Regions from separate parts of the Homo sapiens genome. Here region 1 is linked to region 2. Evidence: chromatin contacts called from ENCODE Hi-C or POLR2A ChIA-PET data. All regions are on one chromosome and are shown on one strand. Each heading gives the region's core, a stretch centred on a gene start or an enhancer-like site at or near the end of the contact. The rest is flanking DNA. Distances are from core to core; before and after follow the strand shown.

The links. A loop is a pair of places that touch in the nucleus more often than their neighbours do. ChIA-PET counts read pairs that join two places held with the same protein, here RNA polymerase II (POLR2A). Pooled maps may share reads with other maps.
Region 1: a loop to region 2 is called in a map of GM12878, with 4 times the contacts of the local background. The contact joins two enhancer-like sites. A Hi-C loop is called at or near these places in 3 of 168 maps with a recorded cell type or tissue (B cell, CD14-positive monocyte and GM12878), 22 of 37 single-sample maps with no recorded cell type and 15 of 50 pooled maps. POLR2A ChIA-PET finds 5 or more read pairs at or near these places in 6 of 52 experiments (A673, GM12878, OCI-LY7 and 3 more).

The regions. Positions count from the first base shown.
Region 1 is chr3:102,034,875-102,037,574 of GRCh38, reverse strand. No RefSeq gene overlaps it. Among named protein-coding and RNA genes, the nearest start is that of RDUR, 95 kb to the right of the region's middle. Within about 2 kb of position 1,399, at least 2 of the 41 ENCODE cell types and tissues checked have a DNase peak (open chromatin) inside an H3K27ac peak, as active enhancers do; they include GM12878, where a contact is called at or near this core.
Region 2 is chr3:101,987,548-101,990,247 of GRCh38, reverse strand. The region is part of intron 2 of RDUR (RIG-I dependent antiviral response regulator RNA); the gene reads right to left. Among named protein-coding and RNA genes, the nearest start is that of RDUR, 48 kb to the right of the region's middle. RefSeq lists an enhancer at 2,289-2,338. Within about 2 kb of position 1,432, at least 3 of the 41 ENCODE cell types and tissues checked have a DNase peak (open chromatin) inside an H3K27ac peak, as active enhancers do; they include GM12878, where a contact is called at or near this core.

The DNA of each region.
Region 1 (2,700 bases), core at 150-2,649, 47 kb before region 2:
TTGACATGAACATAAACACACAGTCACACACACTCATTGCTTTGGAAATGGTAATTCCCATTAGAAACATGCAAGTTTAAATTTAATGTTCTTTGTACTTAGTGGTAATTCACTTATACTTATTTTCTTTGAGAGAGTGAGACAGGAAAGAATCTCAAGAATCTTTAAAGAAATGCAGAGAAGGCTAGCTGTGCCAGGTAACTGACGAAAAGCAAATTAAGGTCTCCGTTTTCAAAAGAAGAATGAAGTTAGATTTCACAAACTCAAATAATGAAAATATTATCAAAGGCAGGCTGAGCACAATGTCTCATGCCTGTAATCCCACCACTTTGAGAGGCCATGGTGGGCAGATCAGTTGAGTCCAGGAGTTCAAGACCAGCCTGAACAACACAGTGAGACCTTGTGTCTAGAAAAAAAGAAAAAGAAATAAAATATTATCCACGACATTAATAAACAGATAGCTTGTGAACTTAAGAAGGGGAAATGATAGGTCACTAGAAGACATCGTGGATGCACTAAGAACACATTATATGAGGCTGAGTTCATTTCCATTTTTGAGAATTCAACTAAGTATAAGAGCAGAACTCCATAACTATTGTGTATTTAGAGTTTATAATACATTTCATCTTTCATAATCTCCATGAATACCAGTGAAGAAGTAGAGGCTAAATGCTAGTGGCGTTCAGTGGTTTAACGTAGAGTTGAATGACTAAACTCCCCAGGCTCAGAATCTGTGCCCACCTGAGTTAGTTGCCCAGTGGCTTGACACAGGGCTCATTCTTATCTCTTTGCTACTTAACCCATTTATCAAGAACTTCCATAGCTTCCATAGGGACCTAGATATCATGGATATCAAATGTGATAACCTAAAATTATAAGACTTGTTGATAATTAGCTCCAAAAATATCTCAGCAAGATGAAGTAATGGTCTTGATTTTCAGTTCACTAACCACGTTTCAGGTACAGTTTACTGAGATGGAAATAAGTGTGCTTCCTTATCTGGTACAATAAAACAGAGCTCTATTTTAAAATAAATGCTTAATTATTATACAGAACACATATTTCAAAGGTGATTTCTGGCTAGCAATTTAAAAGAAAAAAAGAATATTAAAATGCAATACTTGGTAACTTTTTCATTAATACTTAACTTATAGTGTCAACACCAAATCTTAATAACTTCTCAAATTCAACACATTTAAGTCCTTTCTTTGGAATTATGACCAAATCAAGGATCTAGAGATTCAGGCTCTCTTAGCATCTTTTTGATACTTGCTCTTCTCATCAATTTCTAGTTTCCCTTCTCTAGTTAACTGAAGGATAGGGTTTAACTTCCCTTTTTCCCCCACTCTTTCTTCTACAGTCACAGAAGCACAACTCCCCACATCCGTGCACTAGGTACAGCTTAGTGACCAACACCTTCGGTACTGCTAAGGATCCCTACAGAAGTTCTGCCTCTACTGTCAACTAGCAGAGCTATGAGGCCTTGGCCCAGACCCATCACCTCTCTGGGATTCAATGCCCTCATCTCTAGAACTATGTGGCCTCCAGAGTCTGTTTGCTCTCAGAATCTTTGACGTCATGATTCCTTACCATAACAAGTATCATTTATAAATGAAGGTAAAAATGGTCAACTTTAAAATTAATAATAATAATAGTATGAGAAAATAAATTCAGTAAAACTAGGCCTCTTAGACAGACAATCAAAATGCAACAGAAATCCCTGAAAGATTCAATTGCTTCAGTTTCTTAGAACCCAGTGAGTAAATAGATCATCTTGTAGGGGGTCTTTAATGAATCACTTTTCCTCTCTCAAGTCAATGTTTGATTGGTGTGTGTGTCTGTGTGCACTGTCCCTCTAGTTAGAGTTCCTCTAGAAACAAGAATAGATTCTTTTCCATCTCAATGTCTATCACATAATAATCCATCACAAACACTTGAAGACTGATAACTGGCTTAAATCTTTTATTGACAAAATTATATAAATCCTATTTGTCTGCACTGTAAAAAATATATATGAAATGCATTAATCAGTTAGAATTTTATTTGCTATATGGAGGGATAGTGTTCATTGTTTACTATTTCATTGGAAAAGCTATCAAATAACTTTATCTTTTTATAGCACCTATGCCAAATCACATGTACCTGTGAATTCCACAGTTTGTTTGTGCATCATACACCACATAATCTTTTAATGGTTCCATGTTTCAAGACATTGTTATCTGGTGACATAAAGTAGACTTTACAACCTAATAAAAATGTATGGAGTTTAAAATGTCATACTTTAAAAATTACTCAAACCATAAATCTAAGCCTCTTTTAAATAGAAAGGGGTAGTGCCTTTACTAATCCTCAAGACTTATTACATTTCTGCATCTAATTTCTCCATCCTTGTTCCTAGGCTGCATAGAGTTGCTGGAAAAAAAATTATAGAATGTGCTCAAAGCACCCTGGAATAAGAGAACAAAGGACATACATATATAAAGAGTGACAGCCTACAATTCAAACATTGATGGGTAACATATGTGCTTAAAGGTAAAGCCAACATCAACATTAATATCTATTCAAAAATTTCATTCTCCTTACTTTGGTATGTCTGGGTTTCAGTTGCTATTACTAAAAGTTCTGATTTCTCATGAACATCAAAGACAGTAGCCACACTCCACAAAGCGCTTAAGAAAACCTTGTTTTCAGTTTGACTCT
Region 2 (2,700 bases), core at 183-2,682:
TCTAATTCAAATCCACCCTGCAGTGGCATAATCCCATTTTTACTCCTCACCTTCCCATTTCATGTGTGATAAGTACAACAGAGACCACGTATTTATCCGAAATTTGTACCAGGCTGCTTAACCCAGGTCTCTGACTGGGTTGCACCAAGTCTCTAAATTTGCACCAGGTCTCTGACTTCAATCATTGCCTCCAACTTTGATGGAGCACTGAGCCAGCTCAATATGAAACTTGAGAAATCCATATGTGTGTGGTGACAGACGCCTTTATAACACGCTCCATCTCCTTCTTATCGAGCCTACCTCTCTGTAGGCCACTCAGGATCCATGGTCTCCCCTTTAGGCTATGGAAAGCAATAAATGGTTTCATAGTAGAAATAATGTTTGGAGAGTCTCTATCTAGCAGTAGGAAGATAAGGTAAGAGGTTATTACTTGAGAATGTGAGGTTTTAAAGGTGACAGTAAAAAGGGGAAGGAAGATAAAACAAAGTAAGTAAAGAACTATTTCAAGGAAATTGTATAGGATGAGGTAATGAATGTTTTTAGGGACTTAAACTATTTCAGTATTACACAGATAAAACTGGGAGAAACTTAGGGAGGTTTTAAAGGAAGATAAATTCAGGCTTGGACACAATGATTTCTGAATGAGTTCATAATAATGAAGGCATCTAAGAAGGCAGCTAAAAATAGTGTTTGAACGCAGGTGAAAATTGGGGGCTGGAGAAATAGAGGCAAGCATTATCTACAGAGAAGTAGGAGTTGGGATCATAAACTAAACCTATTCTCCAGGGAAAAAAGAAAGCATAGAAAGATAGTAACATAATACTTAGGGCCAGCTTAAGAAGCTCCTTCAGAGGCTGCATGACCTTGTAGCAATATTTTAAGCAGCACTCAAAGCTTCTAGCATAGGCATCTTGGTATGGTGAAAGGAGCCAACTCATAGCACGTACTTTCTCCTGTGTGCAGAAATTTAAAAACTAAATAAGTTTTCATGTCTTGTTCTGTTTTCATCCATATGTTTATTGTACTTCACGCTTCCCTGCTGAGGTGATTTTTTATTTTTCTGTTTGGCCCTCCTCCATCACTTCAAACTACAATGCTCCCCCATTTCTGAAACTCCCACAACCCTGTTTAGCCTTCCACCTATGACAATGGTCAGTCTCCCACAGGCCTTTGGTTGATTTCTCTCTCTCACCTTTTTTTTTTTTTTTTTTTTTTGTAGTCAGTCTCACTATGTTACCCAGTATGGTCTCAAACTCCTAAGCTCAGGCAATCATCCCACCTTGGCCTCCCAAAGCACTGGGATTACAGGCATGAGCGACCACACCCAGCCAACTTTGGTTGATTTCTAAATGCCCTTCCTGGCTCACATTTTCCTGTGATGAAACTGAAACTTGTTATTACTGATGACAAGCAACTGACTCTTTACCAATGAATACAGCCAAAAAGCTGTGAGACACTATCTCTGGGTCAGGCTTGATCTCTGCAAGCGCAGTTGTCGGGGCTGGGAGAAAATACTATCTCCTCAGAAGCATCAACATCACCACTTCAACACTAGAGACAAAAAGGGTACCACTATGAGAACACCACCCTTTGAAAAATGACCCACCTTGGCACCTGTGCTCAACTAGGAGTCAAAACCAGACTCTTACTTTAGTCGCTAGCCAGACAACACTCTAAGTCTCTAGAAACTACAGCATCATGTACAATAAATTACCTTTTTCCTTATGGGACCCATTTCTGTGTTTCTGGGTATGTGTGTGTGTGTGTGTGCGTGCACATGTGTGTGTGTTTAACTTAAGGATTCTTTAATTTTTCTCAACTCAGAGGCTGTGTAGATATACTATCTCATCTAGTTTATAGTTTATTGCTGCCTATCTATCTCAACATATAAAATATGTTCATGCTGTGTTTTAGAACATTAATTATTTTCTCCTCTAGGGAAGCAAACAGTCTTGAACACAGGGAACTTCAACAAACATTCAAGCATTCAATAACTGGCCAGTGTATAAAGTACTTAAAATTTTTAAAATATTCAAAAATATTTTTAAATGTTAACTGAGAAATTTTTTAATTAAACTAACTGAGCACACACTTCTGCATTTCAAGTCCAGAATGAATATATGGCTTGTTCAGCCCACTTCTGCCTTCTCATGAACAGCAAAATCTAGACAAAAGTCATGACTAAATGACTCTTCTGTGGTTACTCTGGCTTCACAGCCAGAAGAAAAGTCAATTGCTATGTAACCACAGGGCTTATCTGTTTGTTCATTAAAAGTGCTGTAAATAACAGTTTCTGTGATAGTAGTTTTAATTAACAAAAATTAACAAATTAATTTTAATTTTAATTTGCTGTGGCTCACTCCTGTAATCCCAGCACTTTGGGAAGCTGAGGTGAGCAGATCACTTGAGGTCAGGAGTCCAAGACCAGCCTGACCAACATGGTGAGAAACCTCGTTCCTACTAAAAATACAAAAATTAGCCAGGCGTGGTGGCACATGCTTGTAATCCCAGCTACTTGGGAGGCTGAGGCAAGAGAATTGCTTGAACCCAAGAGGCGGAGTTTGCAGTGAACCGAGGTTGTGCCACTGCACTCCAGCCTGGGCAACAGAGCGAGACTCTGTCTCAAAAAAAAAATTAATTAAAAAAATTCACAGCATTTAGTTAACAAAATCCAAATTGAATAGACCATGTAAATATCTG